Linked DNA regions of Mus musculus: all the other regions are linked to region 1. The links are chromatin loops, found by intact Hi-C in ENCODE. Cell type or tissue: gastrocnemius. All regions are shown on one strand.

Region 1 (4,000 bases):
TGCAAGGCAATATTAAAACAATGCTTTCTTCTTTCCAATGTGGTCAAACATCAATTGTTGTGTGTGTGTGTGTGTGTGTGTGATATGGGGGAGGGAGAAAGAGGAAGGGATGGATAACAAGAGAGGGAGACAGTCAGACACAGAAGACAAAATCAAGCAGATTGGCTTTTATAACTTTACATTTCTTTAAATGCAATCAAGTGAAGGTCAGTGTACAAGTCTCTTTGGGTGCCATGCCCATCCAAGTGCAAGTACTGATTGGTGGCTCAGTGGAGGTGGACTTGGATAATAATCATGACCAAATTCATTGAGGAAGAAAATTGTTGTCCTTAATGGTGAAGGCATTTTCTTGTCTGGGATTTATGATAGTAGAATTCCTATTAAGTTGGCAACTTTATAGTGATATCTTCCAATGTTCTAATCCATATTTTAGAACAACTAGGGGATTTTGAACATGAGTGGAGGTGAAATGTCCAAGAAAAACTTTGAGTACATTTCAAATGTTTATGTTTGACAAGGATGGATGTCTTATGCATTTATGCACTAATATTTACCATCTTCAGTATAATGTGGGAAAAGTTTTACTTGTAAGCAGGAAGAGTCTAAGAGAAGATACTCTTGGTTAAGCTGCTTTGTGGAAAGTAGGTATTATTTTCTCCATAACAGTTTTAATCATTCGTATATGGCTTTCTAACAATGCATGATCATTCCTATTACAATATAAACAAGTTAAATCTTACTGGGAACATAACTTTCTTTTCCTTCTCCCAGGAAGAGGCCTTCTACTTATATGTGCTTAGAGATGCTGCACATCACTTTCTATACAAATATGTAGATGGACACTTGGGTAACTACTAGGGTTGACATCTTTGGCAGGAGGGCATCATTGTAGCACAGCTGAGTCTCTTCACTTCCTTATACTTTCATCAGATTTGGTCATGAGATGGTGACTGAGTAAGGTGGCTGCAAAGCTGCTATTTTCAAGAACAAGTCGCCCTGAATTCTACATATATCTGGCATGTCCAACATCGCTCACAGTGAGCATCTGCAGATCATATTTGGCTTTAGAAGAGCCCTTTGCATCTTTCAGTGATCTGCACTTGTGAAATACTTTGTTGTTTATGAAGCTTAACTTTCTGGTAACTCCTTTAGAATTCACAGTGACCTTGGGATATTGCAGAAGGGGGGAACTAAAGATCAGAGCTTATGATCCTTCCCAGGTCTCACAGGGAAGAGCCAACTTGGTTTCTAATTGAAATCTTATTCAAACCCAGGACTTCTGATTCTTTTTCTTCATTTTTTCCCCCAAAAGTCATGAGATAGTACAAAACACCTTATATTAGACATTTTATTTACTATGACCACTATACCTGCCTAAAACAACTTAAGGGAAGAGAGATATGTTGTGACTCCTGGTTTTTGAGTGGTCAGTTGGTAGAAATAACTGAGATACTCAGTATGGTAGACTATTTAAAACACCGTGAAACAGGGAGCAGAGGAAGAGTAATAGGAACCAGGCACCTGTCATCACCCTCACAGACTGGCCTCTGGTGTCTTACTTCCACCAACTAGGACCCATTTCTCACAAGGTCCCCAGCTTACACAAATAGTGGCCCTAGGAGGGACACAAATATTCAAAGCCTAAGCCAATGGGGGACATTTGATGTTTCCCACAAATCTTGTAGAATTATGCCAAGAAAGGAGACTCTGAAGAGAAGTTGTGATATATACTTCCCCCATGATAAGGCACAGAATTAAGTGTAAAGAAGGGCCATGTGTCCTTTTCTGCATGAAGTCATCATAGTTCCATGAAACACATCTAAATGACACCAATGACACCAGCAAGGAGGGCACTGAGTTGACTTAGAACTGGGTCACACACCTGTTCTTCTAAATATAAGCAAATTTGCAACCTGAGCCACTGGCTGTCACTGAAAGTTAAGCAAGCAAAAGCTGGGGATGGTGCCTGCTGTAGCCTGGCCCAGAGCTTCCAAACGCAGCAGGCCAAGAAGGCCTTGGGTATTTGGCACTGAGTGGTATTGGTCACTGTGACCTCTCTCAGTGCAGAGTTTGATTGCGATCCTTCTTATCCTTATTGTTATTTTTAAGTATGCTTAATTTGCTACTCTGGTTCAGCTCGTACCCAGCTTGTTGAATGTTCCAAGGTCCTCTTGGTTCATGTGTGTGCAACTAGCTTGAATTTTCGTGTTAGGAAAAAAAAAAAAAACCTTTCCCTGAGGGAAATTGTTACGCTTCAGAACACTAAATCTATGTTTGGATTATCTATGGGGAAAGCAATATTATTTTAAACTCCAGAGTCCCTGGATATCATTATATGGCTCTTTCTTGATACTGCACATTCTTCTTTCTAACTTTTGCTCAGAAGGGAATGGCTCATGATGAGGCTTTTGGGAACATTCCACACTACCCTTAACAGATGCCATTTTGCAGATGGTGTCAATTCACAAGGCATAGCTTATGACTTGTTATAGCAAACATGGTAGCCCTTATCCAATCTGTGAGAAGAGGTTGATCTGCTTGGCCCAAGCTCTTCTAATAGTCTAGATGATTATCATGAATTCTTAATGCATTATTTCTAGATGCCAAGAATTGACAGGGATATTTCTTAATTCTCTTTTGAAATACCTGTTAAGTCGTTTTTAAAAATGCAATTGAGAAAGAGTAGGATCATGGAAATTTTCATTTTTTAGAAAATTTGCAAAGAAAATGAAAACTTTATATAACAGAAATGAGGGAAGGTTTCCAAAAGGTTGTTCCTTCAAATCCTTACTACAAACAGCATACAGTTACCCCTAACATCAAGGGTCTACATTTCTGTTCTCTGTGAGTTTGAGGCCAGCCTGGTCTATATAGAGAATTTCAAGCCACTCAGGGTTACATAGTAATCAAAGAAAAAGTAAAATGAATAACAAACAATTAAAAACATGGAAGAAAAAGGTTCTCCCAACATAGTGGGGAATTAACAGGGCCTTGAAAACAAACTTATACAGCTCTCATTCACAACAACCTGGCAATTTGGTGAAACTTTACTAATAATGACTGGTAATGTGCGAATTTTTCTTTGTATTTTGATGGTAAGTCCTATTTACTAATGATGAAATGCTAAATATTTATGAACATGTGCATGTATAATAATGCAAATGTACATATGTGTATATGGATATCTTGAAGTATATGCATGTGCTATAGAACTCAGAGATCAATGGTAGGTGTCTTCCTCAATCACTTTTTCCTCTACATTAAAAAAAAAAACAAAAAAAAAACAAAACAAAACAAAAAAAACTTCTTTCACCCTTTCACCCTTGATTTGTACGTTTTGGGCCCTTTTTTGTTTTGCGGAACTCTTTGCTTTCTTTTTCTCTTTTTACAGGATTTTAATTGTTATTCATTTTTTTGGTCCATGATTATTATGTGATCCTGGGTAGCCTGAAATTCTCTGTGTTTACCAGGCTCAAACTTACAGAGAACAGGAATGTAGACCCTTGATATTAGGAGACACTGTATACTTATTGTAGTGAGGGTTTGAAGGAAAATACTTTTGAAGACCTTTCCTTACATTTTATTGGGTCCTAGAAGAGAAAAACACTTTATTTCAGGGCCTGAAGTAATCATGTGTTTAGAATTATCTATTTTATAGCTAGAATGACCAAAACTATGGTGCAAAGTTGGGTTAAAGGTACAACTCTGTAACAGAGCACTTAACCTGACTTGCAGGAGATCTTCTATTCTATCCTCAGCAAAACAAAAAGAAAGAAGAGGGGAAGTGGTGGGGGGGGGGAGGGAGAACAGTGAGTCCCTCTGTAGTGATGGCAATGTATCACTGGGGGTACAGTTCAAACAGGATCAGAGGGTTTGAATATATAGCATCAGTAAGTCATCCAGAGTATCCTGTCTTCCTTAAGACCTCAATTGTCTTAGTACAATGGTTGTCTCAGTACCTAGATTGTCTCAGTAGCTCCATTGTCTTAGTACTGCAGTT
Region 2 (4,000 bases), 76 kb before region 1:
TTATATCTATTAGCCTAGTGCAGATTTTATACATTCTTTCTGAGGGATATGCTCTTGAAATTTTATTTATAACCATGGAATTAATACACAAACCAGTTTAACATCAACTAGAGCTTCAGCAGAGTTATTTCGTTTAACATGAAGGCCCTTTCTGGGGTTGGTAATAAATCGTCTCCCTAATATGTTCAGAGCTTAAGGGTAAAGCTATCTCTCATGGAAAGAAAGATCTCAGTAAAATGAGTCCCACTTTAGAGGGCTGCAGTAAATTTAGTTCTAGGGCTTTCCCTCTGCCTTGAAATCTTCCCTGGAAGATTATCTGAATAATATTGTAATCTGTAGTATCTCTACTGAACACACACACACACACACACACACACAGAGAGAGAGAGAGAGAGAGAGAGAGACAGAGAGAGAGAGACAGAGACAGAGACAGAGACAGAGACAGAGACAGACAGAGACAGAGAGAGACAGACAGAGACAGACAGAGACAGAGAGAGACAGAGAGAGACAGAGACAAAGAGACAGGCAGATACTACTATTGCAATTTTATTTCTTTGTACTTACTAATTAGGTTTATAAAGAAATATTTAGGGGCAGAACCCTGCCCCCTCCCGCCCTCCCCAGATTCTGATGTGAGGGCAAATTACCTGGGAGTTTTGTTAAATATAGATAATGCTTACATCCATGATTCTGCATTCTCACAAGCCAAGCAAACCAGCAAGCAGAAGATAAACTGCGGGCAGTGAAGAAGCTACCGTTGCTCAGACCACACTTTGACTAACAAATCTCTACTTGTGTTGGCAGATACAGCAACACGAGCATATTCCTATTATATTTGAAAAAATGTCGGGATTTCAGGCTCATTAATGCTTTGCACACTCTTAGTACCTACTCGTCAGTAGTGAATCAGCACAGCAGGCAGCACAGCGATTGTACGGCCTGAAGTGTTTACTTTCATACTCCTAGAAGCAGCTACTGGTCAACTCAACCCGAATACAGAAAGTTTAACTCTATTGAATACATTGCCACAGATAATTCTTCTAGAAATGTCTAGAACTTGCCAGAGGAATGATTTGTGTGCTAGAAGGTACATAGTCACTGACTAGGCAATGATCTAGTCTAAGCTGCATGACGTTCCTCTTGAGTCCATTTTCATACCTTCTTGTCTGCTGCTCCAATGCAGCTCAAGGCTCATACAGTGTAGTTCTTCATTTTAGATGCTGGCTGAGTTCTCATTTTGGTCCTCTTGAAAATGATCTCAATGAAAACATTTGTGTTCTACCAATTATTTCCTTTTTGATCTATAATTCTTATGGAACAACCATAGGCATTATAACGTTGGTAAATTATCCCCAAATCAATAAAGCTGTTAGTAACCAAATGAAAATAGTAACAGGAAATACAAACTTAGCAACCAAACAGCCAAACATATTTCTATAAAACATTCTACATATTTGGCTGTGTACCTGTCCTGGTGACATGTTAATCTATCCACAATTAGCTCTTATTTTATAGGAGCCTATTATTAATTTCAATGCCTTGGATGGTAAGACAAATGTTCCAAGTGATACTTCACTGCTTCCAAATTAGCTTTGGAGTCTTTTTGCAGGGTGTAAATGTCACTATATTACGCACAGCACTTGAGACTGCTTCCTGAGCATAGAAGGGGTTGTGTAATTCAGCCATCTTATCCTCTGGATGCTCTTCCTTATGAACAAGACCTGCATGGTGATAAGTACATGGCACACTTCTCAGTGCTCCTTCGTGACCAAGACACAGTTTGGACTTGGGCGCCACATAGTCTCCAGTGCCACCTGCCCAGCGTCACATGAGTCTTCAGTATTTCTGTCTCCTGAGAGTTGGCATGACAAGTATACATTTGGCCTTAGCATGTGGCTATGTGAGATCATTGGCTTGGATGAGGACATGGGGTGAATTCTCTCAGGTTTCCCCAAGGAAAGGTGAAGTGAAGATTGACTGCAGGGTAAGGTTAATAGCCTTAGCAAGATTCTGCCTCACACTGTGTCAGAGCACAGAGAAACCACTCAAGCATTAACCAGGGATTTAATTCTGTTGACAGATAGCCCAGCTATGCACTGAATAATCTCAGGGGTGAGCCTCAGCTATCTAAGGGAGCTCAATAAATAGTACCCCTCCTTTCTCATATTAGAACTGAAAGTGGAGGGGAACTTGGAGTAATTTGCTGGGGACTGTATCGGTTACTCTTCTCATTACTGTGACAAATATCTGAGGGAAACAACTTTATGAACTTATTTTGGTTCAACAGTTTTGAAGAGTCACAGTCCAATATGGCTGGGCTGATGAAGCAGGCCTACTAATGGTAGCAGGAGTGTTTGATGAACTCCTATTCACATTACCAGGACAGGATGCAGTGTGTGTGTGTGTGTGTGTGTGTGTGTGTGTGTGTGTTTGTGTGTCTAGGGGTTATACCTCCAAACACCCATCCTAAACAACTGGTTAACCTTTATCCAGCTAGTGCCTACTTCCTAAAGGTATCACAGCTTCAAATGTGAGTGTCACAAGCTGCAGACAGAGCATTGAGAAAAAAAATGAATTCATGGAGAATAGTCTAGATTCATACCATGGCAATGTGGAAAGGCAGCTTTTGACATGGCTCTCGGTGATATGAACCCCCTGGTGGTCCCTGTGTAATCCCCTCCCCAGAGTGTGGGAAAGACTTTATAATTCGCTTCTAACTAATAGATCGTGACAGCTGTGCTGGGATATCATTTCTGTGATTATGTCACACGAGACTGTAGCTTCCAATTTGCCAACAAACTCTCCACTTACTCTCTCTTTCTGATGAATTTGAAGGAGCTGGGGTGCAGAGACATTTGAGAGGCAAGAAATTGAAGGCAGCTCCTGTCAACAATACGGTGAGAGAACTGTAGCCCTCTATTCCCCAAGAAAGGGACTCAATAATCATAGGACATTAGAGATAGGTTTTTCTGTAGTTGAACCACTAGAGGAAAAGTTTTCCCAGGCTCACAGCTTCATGGAAGCCTTACAAAAAAACCTTGGCGTAGGGAAAGAGCTAAGCCACACAGAGTCCTCATTAACAAAAACTGTGAGATGATGCTGAATGTGTGTTTTAAGTTGTTAAGACAAGCTAGCAGTGGGTCTTTGTTTCTAAGCAATGGATGGGGAATATAAGTGGGTTTTGGAAATGGGTTGACTTATTGGTAGGTTCTGACATAGGCTACCTGCTCAGTCTCTAATGGTGCTGATCAATGGTATTCTTATTAATTAGGTGGCTGTCTCTGTGTGCTAGTTGGCTTTTTGTCAACTTTATGCAAGCTAGGGTCATTGGGAAAAAGGAACCAGAGTTGAGAAGATGCCTCCATTGGACTGGCCTGTAGGAAGCCAAAAACAATCTTGTGGCTAATTTTGTTTGTTAGATGAATGAGGTAGAGGGCCCAGCCCACTGTGGGCAGTGCCTTCTCTGGGAAGGAGACACTGGATCACATAAGAATTCAGGCTCAATGAGCCATGGAGAACAACCCAATATAATAGTTGTCCTCTGTTTTCTCTGCTTCATTTTCTCCACTTAGTTCCTGCCTTGACTTCTTTTCAGCATAAATTATAAACTGTTGACTAATAAACCATTTCCTTCCAAAGTTGATTTACCCATGGTGTTTTATCACATCAATAGGAAGATCTAGAACACTGGTAAAACCTGCCCCCACCCCCACCCCATGGGAACAGGAAAAAGAATGTTGTCAGTGAATCATTTTCTATGTTACTGGTGGAAGAAGGAAGGCTGCTAATCCAGTTTGGTCCTCTTACTGAAGTAACCAGATGCTGTGATGTCCAACCAGGTCCATTGGAAAAACAGACTAGAGAGAAGGCAGAACCTTTCTTTTAACTAGTCTTTCCAAATATGTAAATGAAAATGGGTTAGGTGTCATTGAGTTTCCTGGTTTCCCAGAGACCCAGGAAGCAACTCCATGGAGAGGAAGAGTATGGCAGAGGGGAAGGG
Region 3 (4,000 bases), 380 kb after region 1:
TGCAATTTTAGACAGGCATGAGACAAGTAAATGAAGAATTGATATTCAAGTAGGAATAAATTATATCATGTCTACCTCAATGAAACAAGGCATTATAAAAGAGTTAGGTCATATTTGACTTGAACAGTGAATTTACCACAATAGATATCTATGGGAAGGGGTTTGAGAATTACATTTACAATTGCTTGGGGTAGAACAAGCTGGGTAAGGAGCATGAAATAGCCTATGGAGAGTCTTAAAAGTTAGTGTAAAGCTTCAAAGCTAATTAAGTAGCTAGAGACGATACTCTGAGAATATTTTAAAATAAAATAGTGAAAGTTTTGTTTTAAAATATTCTCTCTCGCTCTATCTCTCTGTATGTGCAGGCTTAAATGAACACAAGTATGCCCATGTACTACATGCTCCAAACTCACAAATCAACTAAGGAAAACGTTGCTTTCTCAAAATCAAACTGAAAGACACAAGCAATGCATAGCACTTCCAAAAACATTATTTAAGGTCCTATCAAACTAGATAGTTCTGTAACATATATTGAAGATCAATTTTTACTGATTATGTTGGTTTCTGATTTGAAGCCAATCAGAATGAATGTCAAGAGTCAGGAAAAAATAGATATTAAAGACAATAAAACTTAAAGCTAGAAAAAATCTGCAAATAATGCAAATGTGTGTGTGTGTGTGTATGTGTGTGTGTGCACGTGCGTGTATATGGTGTTGGATGGAGTATAAAGAGATTTTGTTCACTTTCATTGGTGTCATTTTGGGTACACTCATAGTGCCTGCAATCAGCAGGACAACTTTAGAAAATGAGAAAGTATTACACTGGCTTCACTTTTGAGAAATATGGTCTTGGGGTTATAAGCTCAGCAACTCCCTATACAGGAAGTGTCTGGACAATATCTGGATTGGAGTAGTATTTCTAAACTGCCAAGTTCATGTATTGTCATCAGATTTTCCACATACATATTAACAAAGTATTTCCATAATGAGTAAAACCTTACTTCTGCAGTATACTACGTTTGGAAACATTTTACTAATAAGAATACTTATGGAAGAATAATTTCACATTGCTAATGTTTAAACTACTCCCAAATTCATATTTTTTTGCTCATCAAAACATGTTTCAAATTCTCCCAAGAGATAAAATGGTTTCTTTTGTTACTGGCTTAACTTGTAGAGTCATTTCCCCTCAGGATAAACCATCATTATTTTTGTATAAGCATATCCCAAACACATATATGAAGATGTTGAATTACATACTTCCGCAGCTTGGATGTAAGCGATGGGAACGTTTTCCAAGTCAAAGCATGTTAAGAAGGGCCGATGACCATCATCTGAGCATCACTTGTCTAATCGCAAGGATTACACCTGGAAACTGGTCATCATCACCGAAGAGGCAGGGTTGCTTGGGATGTGCCTCATCAGAGTGACTCATACCAAGTTATTTTTCTCATAAATCTGCCTATTCCCCCACCATCTGTTATTTTCATTTTTCCAGAAAGTTAAAAAAAATACTGATGGAATGTTTTGATCCAAGTGTAGTATTCCTTGGTCCCAAGATGACATTTCAGCCAGGCCTATAGTTGGGAGATTGCATCGGGCTATTTTCTGGTACGTGAATCTCGGTGAGACATCTAGAGGCCATAGGCAGAATTGCTCAAGATTTTCTTTACTGATGGTAAACAGTAGGCCAGGCCTGTGAGCATAAAATGAATTTTAGATTTGCAATGAATTACTGGAATGCTCTCTGAAGGTCTTATGTTTATAAAATAAAATATGTTACTATAGGAAAGTTGGTGTGCATTACGGTTGAATATGTATTTAGTCATTTGGAACTGGACACACGCAAGGGAATGCACATTCGAAGGTTTTAGTCTAGATGGCATTTTGTTCAAGTCAAACATTACTCATCATGCAGTGTGTAATGTATCCTTTCTGTGTCTAACATGGAAGAATGCAGAGATGATCCTTACATTCATGCACATTATAGATGAACGTGAAAAGGGATTTTTTTCTCCTTTGTCAATGTATGTGCGTGGACTTGTGAGAGTAGTACCCAACATGTGCTATATTATGCCTCTGGAGTTCAGAGGATATTCTCACATGCTGGATCTCTCCACCTACCTTGTTTGAAGCGGGGCCACTCTCTCTGCTTGCAACCAAGCATCCCAGGCTGACTGGTCCATGTACATTGTCTCCATCTCCTATTTTACCCGAGGAACACTGAGATTAGAAATGAGCTACCACATCCAAATATATCTTCAGTCTAGAAAGATGGCCCAGAGGTTAAAAACACACAGTGCTCTTCCAGAGGACCCAGAGGATAACTTTCCAGAGGATAAATTGGTCCCAACACCCATGTCAATCAGCTTACAACTGCCTGTTAACTCTGCTTCTAGTGCATCTGACTCCTTTGGCCTTTGCACACACCTCCACTGGTGTGCACATACATGGTTTTAAAAATATTTAAACTTGCTAAATATCATATGTGCTTTCAAGGCAAGGCCATAATTCATGTACATAGTCCTATTGTAAAAACTGTGTATCACCTTGGGGGTAATAAACACATGGATATCACTTCTGGAATCAAGACCCAGAGGGATGTTCATTTCTGACAATTCGTTTGAGCTAATTCTTATTTATTTATTTATTTATTTTTACGGTCTCTGCTTGCATCTCCTATATTTTGGTAGTAGCTCACTCTTTTTATTGTTAGAGAATCTCCTCTCTTCTCTTGATCCATATGATCTGGATCCTGCCCCCATCTTTTGGAGTGGTAAAGCAGCTTTAGACAGAATGTGATATTGTATGGAAAAGGGAAAAATTGAAATATCTTCTCCTAAGATCTGGTATATGGCACAAGTGCTCACTCTGTCCACTACAGTTCAGTATAGCACTAAAATGCCTGTCCATAGTAAATTGGACCATACGTTTAAAGACAGAGTCACAATGTCTCAAAGACTAAAATGTAAGAGCTGAAACTTTGAAAATACTAGAAGAAAACAGGAAAACCTTCAGGGTAGCAGATAGATGACACTGGCTAAGTCTTCAATAGTGTGAACAAAATTAGTCAAGTGTGTTTATATCTACCTAAAAGCATATACACAATAAGGAAGACATTCATAGTGGAGAGAATGAGAAAAACTATTTGTAAGTGCTTTATCTGTAAATAAATTATATAGAGAATATATATGTGACTCTACTCAACGTATCAGGATAATGGGCACATTTAACATTTATTTTTATTTTTTATTTCATATGCATTGATATTTTGCCTGCATGTATGTCTGTGTGAGGTTACCGGAGCCTCTGAAATTGGAGTTACATACAGTTGTGAGCTGCATTATGGTTGCTAGGAATTGAACCCAGGTCCTCTGGAAGAGCAGCCAATGCTCTTAATTGCTAAGCCTTTGAAATTTGTATTTGTATTTTTATTTGAAAATGGTTATAGTTGAAGGTGAGAGATTTATCTGGGCATCCATTTATCAAGAAGATATGCAAATGGCTGCCCAGTCCATGAAAAAAAAATCAACATTGTTAATCACTGGCAAACATTCAGACCCTTTCTAGCTTTTCCAGTATAGATATTGCTGCTTCAAGAACAGGAGGAGGGATACTTTTTGTTCCTTAGACATGATGTGCATTTATCTCTTTGGCTTTTATCAGGAAAACATGAGGACAAGTGTAAGAGATAAGATATTTCTTACCAATAATACTTAAAATTAGGAACTGAAATAAGCTCAGAGAGAAGATACAAATTATGACTAAAATTTGGAGTATCCTCATTCTTTATAAACTCCCATAAAATCATCCAAGTGCTTAAAAAATTTACAACTGGCAATTTTTTTAAAAAAAGTATCTTGTGTTTTTGCCATTTTAAGTTCCCAATCGATTTTTGACTTACTAGTGATCCTTCCAGTAAAAGATATTTTGTTTCATTTTTACTCACAGAACTCCTCACAGGTGATTTGTGATGTCTTTCCCAAGCATATCTTGTCATA
Region 4 (4,000 bases), 350 kb after region 1:
AAGTCTGCATTGGACCCAAGACTATTTCTTAGTTCATTCTTAACAGCGATTTATTATGTAAGGACAATAGGCCAGGCACTGTCCTGGGTGCTGAAATGTGGCATTAAGCAAATCAGTTCTTGTCCTGAAACCCACAGGTAAAGAAAGAAAAGGAAGAAACACAGCATGACAGGTTGCTGAGTATTGATAAGTACCATAAAACATTAGAGTGGCTAATTAATAGAGAGCACCTATTCCTTGGCTTCTTTTGCATAGAATTATTGCTATCATCCTCCCCGAAAGGACATTGTTTTATCAAAACCCTTAAATATGTGGGAGAGTGATCATGCAGTTCTAGGAATGATAGTATGACGGAGCAGACAATGTTGAATATAAAGGAGCAGAGAGGGCAAAGTAGACTCAGAAAGTATCAGTTCAGAGGTGGGTGGGGATGAGATTTTATGATATCAGGTATGCTCTATAAGATGCCTAGTGCAATGGATGAAGTGGTTCCCAAATAAGCAACAAAACTCTTAAAGAGGAGGGGTATATGACAGACACAAAACTGTAGCCATTATTCCAGTGATAGTTATGAGTTTGTTCTAATCACACAGGAGGAGATCAAATATGGCAGTTGTAGTCTAATGCTACCTCACATCCTTAGTTGTCAATTAATATGAAAAGATTCTTTCATCTTTGAATCATTTTGGAAGCGTCTAAGCACACTTGTACGAATATAAATACAATTTTTTGTCTCAAAATGTTTTTGTAAGAATAATTTTCTGTCTTCCTTCTCTGAATATCTTCATATAATTTTAGAAGTTTCAGCCAGGGCACTGTGCTGTAGGCTTCAGTATTTTGTACCTCTTCCACTACTGAAACATATAGAATATTATAGTTTGTAAGACCAAAATATGCATGAACCAAAGGAAGGTGGTGTTCATCTTCAAATGCCTGTTGGAAGTGACTAAACTCACTTTTGAAATTTAACTTTATAGATTATTTCCAAAGTCTAGTCCATGTATCAAGAGAGTAGATAATTACACCAAAACAGGCACAGGCCTGTGGAATTAAATGAAAGAGAACACAAGGAACAAGGAACCAAGTATGATTTGATTCCACAAACTTAGAAAAAGCCTGCCTTCTGCTTGAGGCAGCCCTTTGGCTTTTTTCCCTTATGGTTCATCTTATCTACGTTTGGGTTTCTCAGCTTCAATTGTAAAAGTTGTAATACAGAGCATCAGAAGATGCATGGAAGGATTAATGGGAGGTAGTTTCCAAAGCTTGAGGGGAACGCATCACTTGTTAATGAGAAATAGCCTCTGAGAAAGGATAGCATTAGAAGGAGAAATATAGAGAAAGCAGGGAATGAAAATAGAGAACAGAAGCTATTCTGATAGGGTCATGCTTACAACTGTGTTTAGCTGGGGACATTAACAAAACCAATCTCTTTTCTCTAATTCTCATCCAGGGTTAACTTTGCTTTTTTTCTATGTCAGTATTTAAAAATGTGTAGTTTCAGTTGGAGATACAGCCCAGAGATAGACTGTGTGTGCAGGAAGCCCTGGGTTCGATCTTTGGCATTAAAATAAATGACCAAATACAAAGAGAAACACAAAAGAAACTAATAAAACGATACAACAGATCAATGTTTTCTGGAACAAGTTTCTGCTTCACTTCAAATCTGGTCTTATATTCTGAGTATTACATGGGAACATCTAGAGGGCACCATGAAGAGAGCCATGGTTACCCCACACAGTATGTATTATTCAATGCAGGCTTTTAGAGCATAATTTAATTGACTTTAATTTTTTTTCAATTTATGATTGAAACTACTAAGAGTATTTTAATTTGTCTTCACATGAAAATTACTTCTTAAAATTTTAACTGTATGCTTAACCATAGTTGGATTATTTGTTCGTTTAAAATTAATTTTCTAATTGCTTTTAATCATACTAAACTTAATTTTAAAACTACTAAGTAGCATACAGGTAAAGAGCACATAATTGCAGGTATTAAACTGCCTTCACATATTGCAATGATTTATAGCAGACACATGTGTCATTTATTCATGAGGGAAATTAGACTATAAATTCTGTGCATTTGGTGTTTGTGCTTGTATCTCAGTTGACCACACAAAAAGCTACAGCAGGTTGTGAAATTTCTTACTGGCTGGCAGAGCAAAATTTAGTATTTGCCTTTGAACTCATGGAGACTAAGATCTAGACGTAGAATAATTGCCAAAGTCTAACCCATTCTAGTGGCAGTATTGTGTGATGATATTTCCATTCCTGAGTCTCAGTTCAGTTGCCCCTTTCTCAGCCACCCCTAGGCAAAAAAAGCAACTAAGTATATAGCTGCTGTAACATTAAAGCCTTATTTCAATTATGATTAAAATATATTCTGACCTCATTTAATCATCATTGTGGATTTTATACTATACATTCAGATATTTTTTAAAAATTACATTTATTTATTTAAACTATGTGTTTGTGTGTGTGTGTGAGAGAGAGAGAGAGAGGAGAGAGAGAGGAGAGAGAGAGAGAGAGAGAGGGAGAGAGAGAGAGAGAGAGAGAGAGGATAGCTTAGCTGTTTGGAATTGATTCTCTTTTTCTATCATGAAGCATTGGTGAATTGAACTCAGTTCATCAAGTTGGGTGGCAGGTGCTTTTATGTACTAGGCCATTTCCCGGTCCTTGCAATGAGATATTTCTAGATCCTAATTTAATAGACTGTCCATTAAATAAAACCAGAAGTAAGGGCTTAATGACCCCTTCAAATTCCAATTAGCAACTTTTGAATGACTTCAGTGTCAAAGGATGAACTGATTAAAGTTCTATAAGAAATCCTAGTGATTGTCATTTAACAGTTCCCAAACTTTTTCGGTATCCTCTGAACTTCTTCATTAGTCCTCTCACTTTATTGTGCTATGTTCATCTTGCTCCTCCCCCAACTAGAGCTTTAGGTGGCCTGAAAAAGATGTGCCTCCACAGCCCTTTCTAAGGGTTTGGATTTCCTCCGGTGACTTTTGCTCTAAATAAACTATTCTCATACCCAGGTAGATGAATGGCCCTACTTCATAAAGTAAGTGTTAGAATGTTTGGTTTCAGTGCCTGCCTTCTTCATGACTATCACCTTGGGAAATGTAGAAGGCTCCATAAGCTTTGGTGACCAGGGTTGTTTTTCTTAACACAGAGTTAGAATGTTGTAAACATGAAACTTAATGCAATAGTGGAGCAGGGAGGGGAAGCAAGTGATTGTGGAGCTTTCTCACAGGTCTGGACTACCACATCACCATACAAAGGATGCGCACATAGGCAGAACCAGGATTTTTAAAAGTACCAAGAAACTAAGTATATGCATAAATTAAAAATCTGTCGTCAACCAGAGCCTGCAAAGCAAGAAGCCCCGCATCAAAGTCCTCCCTGATTGGGTTGACAAATTTAAAGTCTGCCTCAGTATTAAATAACCTTCTCTGCTTAGGACCAGATCCAACCAAAGGGTGAACTTCATGTCTGACATTTAGTAAACCTTGCTTGGTGTGATTTATTCTTCTTCAGTTAGAGACTGAGTACAGATAGACTCCAAGGAGAACATTGTTCTTTCTGTTGTTCCAGACAGTGCTCTTTCTTAGCAAAACAGAGCCCAAGAAATGCCTAGCTTGTTCTCTTAGGAATTAGATTCTGTTTCCCCAAATACTATGGTTTGGAGAACAAAGCTCATTAATATTAAAATTACCACTCAAAGCCCCTCCGTTTACATGAAAACAGTGGCTGAGCTCCTTGATGGGCCTTCTCAAACATTGATGGGCCATTTCCAGATTATTCTTACACACCATTAAAACAAACAAGCATTGATCCAGTAGCTTAAAAATAAACTCATTATCTCATGTTTTTGAAAGTTAAGAATTTGACATGGTCTCTCTCAGGGACAAAGTCCTTGTGTCAGCAGGGCTGCATTCCTTTGCAGAGCCCCAGAGCGAATCCATTTCTACCTCTTAAAGGGCATCGACATTCCTTGG
Region 5 (4,000 bases), 230 kb before region 1:
TTCTTTCTTTCTGTATCCCTTGCTTCCTTCTTTTATGTAGCTCCCTTTCTAGCTGTCTTCCTCCCAGCAGCCATTGTGTGAAAACTTGCTTCCCAGTTTCTCCCTGATAGCTTGGGTCATCTTAATCTTCACCAGCTCTTGGTGCCTGGCACAGAGTTAATGACCACACTGGAGCAACTTCCTCCTCTTCCTCCTCCTCCTCCTCCTCCTCCTCTCCCTCCTCCTCTTCCTCCTCCTCCTCTTCCTCTTCCTCCTCCTCCTGGGTTTAACTGTGTAGCCCTGGATGTCCCAGAACTCATTCTGTAGACCAGGATGGCTTTGATTCACAGAGTTCCACCTGCCTCTGCCTCCCAAGTATTGGGATCAAAGGTGTGTACCACCATCACCTGGCTCACACTGGAACTTCTTGAATCAATGAATGAATGAATGAACATATTCAAGTGTGTTGTGGTACCCAGGTCTTCTCTTTGCTCAGTCTCATTCTGGTCTGTCACAAGGAACAGCAATGACTGGAATTACATTGTACAACAGTTTGGTTCTGATTCTACTACTTTTTTGTCCATGGTACAGACTCTAGTGTTAACGGATGTGAATCTTCATGGGCCTCTGTACCTACCTCTTTTGCTTAACTCTATGGCTAGAATTCAGAAACAGATTCCCTCCCTGCTTTTGACAGTTCTCATAATGCCTGCATTTTGTTTCCTTCCATCACCATCTCTTTGAAAGATCTATATTATTTACTTTGCGACCCTGTGGCCATTTTCCTGAGGATCTAAATAGCACCTCCTCTCCTATTCCTGTTTTCAGGGAACCAGAGACTTTCTCTGTCAGGACTCTACTCTCCTAAACCTCCTAGACAGCAGCTACTTGCAGAATTTCCCGTGAACTGCTTATCATTGTCTGATCAGGAACTCCCTAACCACAGGTGCTAAGGAGTTCTGTCCTAAAACCTAGCGCAGCTCACAGCCAACTCAGGGAACATAAGGTAACTCAACTTCTGGATGTCTTTGACTGTCCAAGCCTTAGCTACCATTCTTCCGTCTGGTAAGTTACTGAATACAGCAAACATAACTGCACAAAATGCATGGAGGTGAAAATAAGTCATCCAACTACTGAAAAGAAGAGTAAGCAGTGGTGTTTATAAATGTTTAGAAGGATCTAATTATTGGCATATTGAATGTGTATGTGTGTATGTGTGTGTGTAAAATTGGTTGTGCTTATCTGATAATAGTTTCATATTTTAGTTGCTCACTATGTATTCTAAAAACATTAAGATTCTATTACACACTGTCAGGTCAAGAAATAATTATTGGAATCTTCCTCAGGAGTCCATCCTGTGCTAAGGACAGGGATCCCACTTTCCATCCACTCGCTCATGGACTAATGCTATTGATCTACCGCTCTGTGCTGTCAGGCACTTTCTGACTTATGATCCATTCCTGCACATTTTTGCCCCAATGGGTTTTGGAAGGCTGCTCTTGTCTAAGAACTAGAAGAGAATCATAAACAGTTGTTAGACACTGCACACAATACGGTAGTCCTTCCTGACCCTCAGTGCCACTCAAAATAAAAACAGTGAGTTGTAAAGTACATTCAAGGAAGTTCAACAAAGCAATCAGTTCTCACTCTGGCTATTACTCCAGTGGTTTGGTTAAAGCTTACATAAATCACAGACCTATTTCTATATTTTTCTCTTTTAATTGTTGTCAGGGACTCTCGTTGGCAGGGGCCATAAGTAATATTTAGTTGGTAATTCGGTTCATGGGATCTGTGGACAGGTAATTAGATTTAAACAACTAGCTACAACATAAAAAGAGACTCATTCTATTATGCAAATGTGTCCAGAGGGTCAGGGGTGTGAGCACATTTCTGTGTGAGCAGGAGTCCTCCAGAGCAGGGGTCTGTGGGAGCGAGACTCCTTGTGAGCAGGGCCTCCTAGCTCTCCCTTTTTGCTTTCACATCCATATTTAAAGGGGAAATTGTTTCCAGGTTGAAGACATAATGGAATGTACAGAAATCATAGTTCATACCAAAAAAAATAAGGTAACATATGGCCACTAGGGAGTCCTGTGAGATGAATGAACTCAGATGTATCTGCCTGCGTTTTTGAAGTTTTGTGGGTCTTGTTATGGCAAACCTGAAGTGCGAAATGTTTGTCTTGTGTCTGAGATTAAGAATTAGGATAACTGCAAACTCAAAAGCTTCCTTTGCGTGATTCTTTTTTTTTTTTTTCTTTCTCTCTTTCCATAGTAACTTTCAACTTACATGGAACGTTCAAAGAGTAACATCAAAGGATTGTATTATCAGTTAAGTTAGGATAATAGACTTGGGTTTCACTCTTGTCAGGAAAGGGAAACTTTTCCAACTTGGAGTTAAAGTTCAATTTGTTGTTCTTGGCAGTGGCCCAAGAGGGAAATCGCATTCAGGAAAGAGGCTTGTTTGCAGAACAGCTATATGATCCAGCAGTGGCTACGAGGAGATCATAGACTGGGATGATCAAATGAATGTTCACACATTACAGACAGAATGAAGGTATTCCTCTTGCCTCGAATACAGTTTTCTTCAAATGCTTTTTTTAGCACTCCTTCCAAGCAGCAAACCCCGGCTCATTGAAAGAGGAGAAAGATCCCCACATGGCCTGAATTCTGGTGGTCTTTCTGTGGTGATCAATAATGTAGGTCCACTGGATCTCATGCTTTTGCTTCATGTAGAGGGGGATTGCCTGACACTGATTAAATTACTAAGGGAGGTTTCCCTCTAATCTCCAACGAGAAGAGAGAAGGCATGTGTATGGCTGGTGTTACATTGTGAAATGACTGAGAAAGAGGAGTCCTACCTGGATATTTACCTATATCTCTGACAGGGGCCTTCCTTCTTATGAAAGCTGGGATTCTCATGTTCTAGCTATATTTCTCATGGCTGTGAAGATTTGCCCGACACCAACAACTCAAGGGAGGAAGGACTTATTTTGGCTTATGGTCTCAGAAATGTCAGCTTATCCCAGCTGAGAGTGTATGGTAGAGCAGAGCGAGTCACAGCCTGGTGGATGGGAAGTGGAGATAAGGCCTACAAGAAGGGAGCGGGGCAAGACTTGAAATACCTTACCTTCTATTTCTCACAGTCTCCCATTGCAGACCTCGTGTTACAAATCTATTTTAAGGTTGATGCATTCATTAAGCCAGAGACCTCAGGAACCAGTCACTTTCTGACAACCTATCAACTGGCAACCAAGCCTGCAGTATGTCCTGGGTAGGATGGGGATGGGGTGCAGTTCATATTCAAATCATAGCACCTAATGCTATTGCAACAAAAAGAAAGTAGTGTGTAGAGACACAGAAGAAAGAGACAGGGTAGAAGGGCATAGGTCATAGGGGTATAAGCCTGTGTAAAGATCAGTTATGTTTTGGCCTGAGGATGGTGGGCCATGTCTGTGGCTGGTGAGAGAAGATTCTCTATGGATAGAACTCTTGTGTTTTTTAGTGTAGATTATCTCTCTCCTAATACTCTTGGGGCCCAGTTTATCTGTGCTTGGCTGAGAATGGAAGGGGGAGAGGACAGTGGATGTCGAGAGATTAACATCACTTCTTACAACCTTTCATTCCACGCCCCCCCCCCCCACATCCTATATAAGGCTCAGCCATTTCATTCATTCATGGGAGGGAAGGCACTTAAGTCTAGCCATGGAACAGAATAGATGTGTGTTCTTCTATTTTCCTAAATCTACCCAGGCTATCTTATTCAATCTTCAGTTATATCACTATTAGGCATGTCCTTCATTTATTAAAAAATACCCAGTAATGTGGCATTCAGAATAATGCCATCTATCAGAGATGTTCAGCCTTAACATCTAGAATGTGTGAGCTAATATTACACAAAAAGTAACCTTTTTAGATTACTTTAAAAAGGCCAATCTGGTCTACATAGTGAGTTCTAGGTCAGCCAGGGTTGCATAGAAAGACCCTGTTTTAAAATAAAACAATAAAAAAAATGAGAGATTATC
Region 6 (4,000 bases), 340 kb after region 1:
AAAACCACCAACATGGGGATCCCTGAACAGGGTTTCTCAGAACATATAAAAGATGAGAAGAACACATAATTTCAAAAGAGATTCGTTCTCAAGAGAGGTGATGCTAGTATGGACTGAGATGATAACCAGATGAGAGCTCCATTGCAGGATGGAAGGAGCAAGTCAATAGAAGAGATAGAGGAGGAATATCAAAGGGCCTGAGAGAGAATTTGCCCCAGAGACTGGCCAGAATGGATATCTAAGTGACATCAGGGGAACAGGGAAGAGCTGAGCTGCACCTCAAGCAGCCAACAGAGCAACACAGACAGCGAACCACAGCCTTAGAACAGCACAGACTCATATGGTTCTGTCACCAAACCCAGCAGCTGAGCGGACAGCATTGGCAGGCAGGCTTTCCACGCCAGGCATGGCACTAGACGCCTCAGAAGTGTGCAACCAGGTCACCTCACCCCAGTCTGTCCAGAGTCTTCTTCCTTGTACTGCCCAGCAGCAGCAACAACAACAATAACAACAACAACAACAACAACAAACAACAACAACTTCCTGCTTTCCCACCCACTCCTCAACAACAGCCACCCTTGAATAATCACATGATTTCACAGGCAGAAGACCTCAGTAACTCCTTTGGACAAATGAGTCTTAGCCGCTAAGGTTCTACGGAAGCAGCTGACCCATCCTCAGCGTTTTTCCAACCCCCACTTATCTCCCAGCATCCTCAGCAAGCTAGTTTCATCATGGCTTCTGCAGGAAAGCCCTTCCCTACTTTCAACTTTTCCTTCCCTCCCCTCCTCTCCCCTCCCCTCCCCTCCTCTCCCCTCCCCTCCCCTCCCCTCCCCTCCCCTCCCCTCCCCTCCCCTCCCCTCCCCCTCCTCTTCTCTTCTTTTCTTTTTCTTTTCGTTTTAAAGATATTTTCTTTATATACATTTCAAATACTATCCCAAAAGTTCCCTATACCCTCCCTCTGCCCTGCTCCCCTACCCACCCACTCGGCTTCTTGGCCCTGGCATTCCCCTGTACTGGGGCATATAAAGTTTGCAATACCAAGGGGACCTCTCTTCCCAGTGATGGCCGACTAGGCCATCTTCTGCTACATATGCAGCTAGAGGTACGAGCTCTGGGGGTACTGGTTAGTTCATATTGTTGTTCCACCTATAGAGTTGCAGACCCCATTTCTAGCCATGCTTCAACTACCCAGCAAGTCCGGCTACCCCAAGGCTGCATGCAGTCACCTCAATAGTTCCAGGGTTCTTACTACCCTCCCGAACAGTATCCTAATCCCAACCAGCAATATTGCCCTCTGTCTAACCTAATCCCAACCAGCAATATTGCGGTGGCCTACATCCCCTAATGTGGACAACGGCTTTCTCAAGCGTCCCAGCAGCCTAGCTTACAACCCATGATGTCTAACCAGCAGCAGACAGTTTACTGAGGCATGCTTGGGGTCCCGCAGCCTCAGAACTGGGGCTTACTCAGCAAGCAGAGGAGCAGCATGGGAGGCCAGATGCAAGACCTGGTGGCTCAGTACACTCCACTGCCTTCTTACTGAGTCCCAGTGGGCAGTGACTCACAAAACGTGGTCCAGCCACCTTTCCAGCAGCCCGTGCTGATCTCTGCCAGCCAGTCTGTACAAGGAGGCCTCCTAGCAGGCAGTGTGTCTGTGGAGTACAGCATGATCCCTTCAGCTCAGTAGAACCGGAGGAGCCCTTCTGTGAGGTTTCCACAGACTCCTGGCTCTGAGCAGTACCAGATGGCTCAGCATCCCTCTCCCTGCAGCCCACCACAGATGCCACAGCAGGACTCAGGACTGTCACTTTCTGGACCAGGTGTGGTGGTCATGCAACTGAATGTCCCTAATGGACCCCAGGACCCTCAGAATCCATCCATGGTCCAGTGGAGTCACTGCAAATACTACAGTGGACCAGCATGTTCAGAAGCCCGGAGATCTGATGATAACCCTCAGGCCAAAGCACACATGGGCAGCAGCCCCTTCATATCTTCCCAGTCTCCACAACCCTCTCCTGTCCTAGTCTCTGCATCGACTGCACTGGACTCAGCCCTCTGCCTGTCCTCACACCATCACCTCTCACCCCCTGGCCTGGAGGTCCCACACAGGGTGATGGGTGCTATTCCCTATTGGGTCAGCCATTACGATACAATCTGTCCATCTGCCCTCTCTTGCTCCATGGCCAGTCAACTTACACGGTGCACTAGAGTGGATTGAAGCATAGAAAATGAGGCAAGAGACAAGCACTAAAATCTGCCTCCACTGACCTGGGGACAGATGTGCTGGGAAGGGTGCTGGAGGTGACTGATCTCCCTGAAGAAATCACCTGAATGGAGGCAGACAAACTCTTCACCCAGCTTACCTTGTCTGGTGCCAAGACATGACAAAGTGGCTTAAGGATGCTCAGGGCTGCCTGGTGCAGGTGTGGGGAGGGGGGAGGTCAGGGTGGGGGAGCCTGTCAACAGTGGGACTGCTGAGAATGGCGGCCACTCAGACCTCTCTGACTTGCACACTATAGTGGCTGTGTTCCCCAGACTCCTGGCCACACAGAACGTCTCCCTTCACCCAACAACTCTGTGAGTCGCTTCAAACTTCAAGTGGTTGAAAAGAACTAGGACCTGAGGATCATGGAACGAGTTAGCTTTCAATAGCTTGTGGAAGGGATGGCCTGGCAGGAAAAACAAGGGCCAAGCACAGGGAGCTAAGGTGGATGACTGGGTCAGAGCCTACCACATTATGGCTGAAAAGGAATTCTCACACTGGCATGGGACTCCTTTCCATGGGACTCCCTTGTCATGGGTTCCTCCTTTCCCTGGTTGTTCTCCTTCTGTTTCCCCCTTCTTCCCATCTTCTATCATCTTTTAAAATCTCTTCTCCCAACATGAAATTAATTTCTTTCATATTTTTGGCTGAGTAGAATTGAGAGGGCCCACCCTCCTTTTCTCCCATTTCATCACCAGCCCAACCTTCCTTCCCTCTTTTGGTCTTCATGAATATATTTATAAGAACAGAATTAAGAAAAATAAATTGATTTCTCCATTTAAAAAAGAAAGAGTTGACTTGGTCATGGTGTCTCTCCACAGCAATAAATCCAAACAAGACATCTATCAATCAACTACTTTTCAGCATAAAATTGAGTCACAATACAAATGGCATGTGTTAATGTATTAATCCTTTTGAATTTTTCTCCAACAATATTTCTCTAATTGCCATTAATAATTGCATTTTCTGAACTAAGATTATTTGCAGTAAGGCAAAGTCTTATCAGCCATAAAAATGTATACAAAACGAGTACAAATGGCTTTTCCAGTTACCCTTGATGCCTTTGTAATGAAATTCAGTCTGAATTTAGAGCTATTAGCATTTTTTCTACTTAATGATCTTTACAGTGATGTGTCTGCAATAGATTCTTATAAAGGATTAACAGTGTCTTATGGAAATTTCTATTGTCATAAATGGTTATTTATTAGTGTAATACAGTAGTAAACAGCATGGGCTGTGCAGTGAGACATTTAAACCCTTTCTTTGGGACCTCATTTAAAAAGATACCATTCTCTTGAAAGTCATCCTGGGTCATTGTACCCACAGTCAAAACCAGCTCACTCTGCTTGTTATATCCACCCACTTCATCATTCTCTTTAGCATCTTCCTTGCAAGTTAATGCCTGACATATTTTATGATGCAAATTCCCCAAACACACTAAAGTGGCTGGCAGGAATTATGATCTATTTTATTTATCACTCTTCTCTTGCTTCATTGTGAAGTTGTGGCACGCAAAAGCAATAGATCTTATCTGTGAATGGGATCCTGCTCCCCCCTCACTGCTCAAGAGAATTACTGAAGAGCCCAGGCTTCAATCTCTCCCATTCAACACTGAGGGCACCAGTTTTCTTTCGGACATCATTTTCACTTAAAATCATGGAAAAACCATTCATCCATAAGAGTTTGCACAATCCCTAGTCCCATTCAGAGCTTGTACTTCATTGGCTGGCCATG
Region 7 (4,000 bases), 390 kb before region 1:
GATACCGATGGCTTCTCAGACGTGCGCAAGGTGGGCTACCTGCGCAAGCCCAAGAGTATGCATAAGCGCTTTTTCGTGCTGCGGGCGGCCAGCGAGGCCGGGGGCCCAGCGCGCCTGGAGTATTATGAGAACGAGAAGAAGTGGCGGCACAAGTCGAGCGCCCCCAAACGCTCGATCCCCCTCGAGAGCTGTTTCAACATCAACAAGCGGGCTGACTCCAAGAACAAGCACCTGGTGGCTCTCTACACCCGAGACGAACACTTTGCCATTGCCGCGGATAGCGAGGCTGAGCAAGACAGCTGGTACCAGGCTCTTCTGCAGCTGCATAATCGGGCAAAGGCCCACCATGACGGGGCTGGAGGAGGCTGCGGCGGTAGCTGCAGCGGCAGCTCTGGCGTTGGAGAGGCAGGGGAGGACTTGAGCTATGACACGGGTCCAGGACCCGCGTTCAAGGAGGTCTGGCAGGTTATCCTGAAACCCAAGGGCCTGGGTCAGACAAAGAACCTGATTGGCATCTACCGCCTCTGCCTGACCAGCAAGACCATCAGCTTTGTGAAGCTGAACTCCGAGGCAGCCGCTGTGGTGCTGCAGCTGATGAATATCAGACGCTGTGGCCACTCAGAGAACTTCTTCTTCATCGAGGTGGGGCGTTCCGCTGTGACAGGGCCTGGCGAGTTCTGGATGCAAGTGGATGACTCCGTGGTGGCCCAGAACATGCATGAGACCATTCTAGAGGCAATGAGGGCCATGAGCGATGAGTTTCGCCCTCGCAGCAAAAGCCAGTCTTCATCCAGTTGCTCCAACCCCATCAGCGTTCCCCTGCGCAGGCACCATCTCAACAACCCTCCACCCAGCCAGGTGGGACTGACTCGGAGATCTCGAACTGAGAGCATCACTGCCACCTCCCCTGCCAGTATGGTGGGTGGGAAACCAGGTTCCTTCCGGGTGCGTGCCTCCAGCGATGGCGAAGGCACCATGTCCCGTCCAGCATCAGTGGATGGCAGTCCTGTGAGCCCTAGCACCAACAGGACCCACGCCCATCGGCATCGAGGCAGCTCCAGGCTGCACCCCCCACTCAACCACAGCCGCTCCATCCCCATGCCTTCTTCTAGATGCTCACCTTCAGCCACCAGCCCAGTGAGTCTGTCATCTAGTAGTACCAGTGGCCATGGCTCCACTTCAGACTGTCTCTTCCCGAGGCGCTCTAGTGCTTCCGTGTCCGGTTCGCCTAGCGATGGCGGTTTCATCTCTTCTGATGAGTATGGTTCTAGTCCCTGCGATTTCCGAAGTTCCTTCCGCAGTGTCACCCCAGATTCCCTGGGGCACACCCCACCAGCCAGGGGTGAGGAGGAGCTGAGCAATTATATCTGCATGGGTGGCAAGGGAGCCTCCACCTTGGCTGCTCCCAATGGCCACTACATTTTGTCTAGGGGTGGCAACGGCCATCGCTACATCCCAGGTGCTAACTTGGGGACAAGCCCAGCGCTGCCTGGAGATGAAGCCGCGGGTGCAGCAGATCTGGATAACCGGTTTCGAAAGAGAACTCACTCCGCAGGCACATCTCCTACCATTTCCCATCAGAAGACCCCCTCACAGTCTTCAGTGGCTTCTATTGAGGAATATACAGAGATGATGCCCGCTGCCTACCCACCAGGAGGTGGCAGTGGAGGCCGACTGCCCGGCTACCGGCATTCCGCCTTCGTGCCCACCCACTCCTATCCCGAAGAGGGTCTAGAGATGCACCACTTGGAACGTCGTGGAGGCCACCACCGTCCAGACACCTCCAACCTCCACACTGATGATGGCTATATGCCCATGTCTCCTGGGGTGGCTCCAGTGCCCAGCAACCGCAAAGGAAATGGGGACTATATGCCCATGAGCCCCAAGAGTGTATCTGCCCCACAGCAGATCATTAACCCCATCAGACGCCACCCACAGAGAGTGGACCCCAATGGCTACATGATGATGTCACCCAGTGGTAGTTGCTCCCCTGACATTGGAGGTGGGTCCAGCAGCAGTAGCAGCATCAGCGCAGCCCCTTCTGGGAGCAGCTATGGGAAGCCATGGACAAATGGAGTAGGGGGGCACCATACTCATGCCCTTCCTCATGCCAAACCTCCTGTTGAGAGTGGTGGCGGTAAGCTCTTGCCTTGCACAGGTGACTACATGAACATGTCCCCAGTGGGAGATTCCAACACCAGCAGCCCCTCAGAATGCTACTATGGCCCAGAAGATCCCCAGCACAAGCCGGTCCTCTCTTACTACTCATTGCCAAGGTCCTTTAAGCACACCCAGCGCCCTGGAGAGCCAGAGGAGGGTGCCAGGCACCAGCATCTTCGTCTCTCTTCTAGCTCTGGACGCCTTCGCTATACCGCAACTGCCGAAGATTCCTCCTCTTCTACCAGCAGCGACAGTCTGGGTGGGGGTTACTGTGGGGCTAGGCCAGAGTCAAGCCTCACACATCCCCACCACCATGTCTTGCAGCCCCACCTGCCTCGAAAGGTAGACACAGCTGCACAGACCAACAGCCGCCTGGCTCGACCCACAAGGCTGTCCTTGGGGGATCCCAAGGCAAGCACCTTACCCCGGGTTCGAGAGCAGCAACAGCAGCAGCAGTCTTCCCTGCACCCTCCCGAGCCCAAAAGCCCAGGAGAATATGTGAATATTGAATTCGGGAGCGGCCAGCCTGGCTATTTAGCTGGCCCTGCAACTTCCCGTAGCTCTCCTTCAGTTCGATGTCCACCCCAGCTCCACCCAGCTCCTAGAGAAGAGACTGGCTCGGAAGAGTACATGAACATGGACTTGGGGCCAGGCCGGAGGGCAACCTGGCAGGAGAGTGGTGGAGTTGAGTTGGGCAGAATAGGCCCTGCACCTCCGGGGTCTGCTACGGTTTGCAGGCCAACCCGTTCGGTGCCAAATAGCCGTGGTGACTACATGACCATGCAGATAGGTTGTCCTCGTCAAAGCTATGTGGATACCTCACCAGTGGCCCCAGTCAGCTATGCTGACATGCGGACAGGCATTGCTGCAGAGAAGGCGAGCCTGCCTAGACCCACAGGAGCTGCTCCTCCTCCATCCTCCACAGCCTCTTCTTCTGTTACACCTCAAGGAGCCACCGCTGAGCAAGCTACTCACTCTTCCTTGCTGGGAGGCCCTCAGGGACCTGGGGGCATGAGTGCATTCACCAGGGTGAACCTCAGTCCCAACCATAACCAGAGTGCCAAAGTGATTCGCGCAGACACTCAAGGGTGCCGGAGGAGGCATAGCTCTGAGACCTTCTCAGCACCTACTCGGGCTGGCAATACGGTGCCCTTTGGAGCAGGGGCTGCAGTAGGGGGCAGCGGCGGTGGTGGTGGTGGCGGCAGTGAGGATGTAAAACGCCACAGCTCTGCATCCTTTGAGAATGTGTGGCTGAGACCTGGGGATCTAGGGGGAGTCTCCAAGGAGTCGGCTCCAGTGTGTGGGGCTGCTGGGGGTTTGGAGAAGAGTCTTAACTACATAGACCTGGATTTGGCCAAGGAGCGCTCTCAGGACTGCCCCTCTCAACAGCAGTCCCTACCACCCCCTCCCCCTCACCAGCCCTTAGGCAGCAATGAGGGCAACTCCCCAAGACGCTCCAGTGAGGATTTAAGCAACTATGCCAGCATCAGCTTCCAGAAGCAGCCAGAGGATCGTCAATAGCGTAACTGGACATCACAGCAGGTGCGTTTTTATGGTGGCAAAGTCAGAAGACAAAAGTGCTTTTACCATGGGGTGCTTGAGTTCTGTTCCTTCCCCTCCTTCTCTTCCCACTCCTTCCCACAGTGTCCTTGGGGAGGATACTTTTTCAGGAGGTGTGGGGGTGGGGTGGGGAAGGGTCAGGGTACACAGATGCTCACCTCGCATTGACACCTGGCAGATAGTCAAAGAACTGTGTTTGGAGCAGCCACAGAAGGGCTTCTCTCTGAGAATCCCCAAGTGTAGAACTCGCCAAACTTAACGTTCTATCAAATCAGTTCTA

The links. A loop is a pair of places that touch in the nucleus more often than their neighbours do. Peaks named below come from ENCODE experiments on the same cell type or tissue, not always from the same donor. Only the 100,000 strongest peaks of a DNase experiment are listed, where the experiment ranks them.
Region 2: it touches region 1 in a loop (11-fold over the local background); 2 of 42 quality-filtered maps call a loop at or near these places.
Region 3: it touches region 1 in a loop (2.4-fold over the local background); 2 of 42 quality-filtered maps call a loop at or near these places.
Region 4: a loop joins it to region 1, with 4 times the contacts of the local background. A loop is called at or near these places in 2 of 42 quality-filtered maps.
Region 5: it touches region 1 in a loop (2.2-fold over the local background); 2 of 42 quality-filtered maps call a loop at or near these places.
Region 6: a loop joins it to region 1, with 2.4 times the contacts of the local background. A loop is called at or near these places in 2 of 42 quality-filtered maps.
Region 7: it touches region 1 in a loop (6-fold over the local background); 5 of 42 quality-filtered maps call a loop at or near these places.

What each region holds. Positions count from the first base shown.
Region 1 is chr1:81,895,410-81,899,409 of GRCm38, reverse strand. No RefSeq gene overlaps it. Among named protein-coding and RNA genes, the nearest start is that of Mir6344, 230 kb to the left of the region's middle. In gastrocnemius, no CTCF peak of the experiment used is centred here; a DNase peak (open chromatin) is centred at 1,994; H3K27ac peaks cover 3,048 bases.
Region 2 is chr1:81,971,494-81,975,493 of GRCm38, reverse strand. No RefSeq gene overlaps it. Among named protein-coding and RNA genes, the nearest start is that of Mir6344, 160 kb to the left of the region's middle. In gastrocnemius, no CTCF peak of the experiment used is centred here; no DNase peak of the experiment used is centred here; H3K4me3 peaks cover 199 bases; H3K27ac peaks cover 2,818 bases.
Region 3 is chr1:81,514,390-81,518,389 of GRCm38, reverse strand. No RefSeq gene overlaps it. Among named protein-coding and RNA genes, the nearest start is that of Nyap2, 440 kb to the right of the region's middle. In gastrocnemius, a CTCF peak has its summit at 1,648; a DNase peak (open chromatin) is centred at 1,607.
Region 4 is chr1:81,545,180-81,549,179 of GRCm38, reverse strand. No RefSeq gene overlaps it. Among named protein-coding and RNA genes, the nearest start is that of Nyap2, 470 kb to the right of the region's middle. In gastrocnemius, no CTCF peak of the experiment used is centred here; no DNase peak of the experiment used is centred here; H3K27ac peaks cover 2,505 bases.
Region 5 is chr1:82,123,136-82,127,135 of GRCm38, reverse strand. No RefSeq gene overlaps it. Among named protein-coding and RNA genes, the nearest start is that of Mir6344, 6.8 kb to the left of the region's middle. In gastrocnemius, no CTCF peak of the experiment used is centred here; no DNase peak of the experiment used is centred here; H3K27ac peaks cover 1,512 bases.
Region 6 is chr1:81,552,809-81,556,808 of GRCm38, reverse strand. It overlaps the pseudogene Gm6198. Among named protein-coding and RNA genes, the nearest start is that of Nyap2, 480 kb to the right of the region's middle. In gastrocnemius, no CTCF peak of the experiment used is centred here; a DNase peak (open chromatin) is centred at 1,653.
Region 7 is chr1:82,286,479-82,290,478 of GRCm38, reverse strand. It overlaps Irs1 (insulin receptor substrate 1), which reads left to right. Exons shown (of 2, transcript NM_010570.4): 1 at 1-3,702. The coding sequence ends at 3,681. Among named protein-coding and RNA genes, the nearest start is that of Irs1, 3.0 kb to the left of the region's middle. In gastrocnemius, CTCF peaks have their summits at 201 and 1,653 (motif pointing right); DNase peaks (open chromatin) are centred at 2,899, 3,352, 3,535, 3,822 and 4 more places; H3K4me3 peaks cover 4,000 bases; H3K27ac peaks cover 4,000 bases.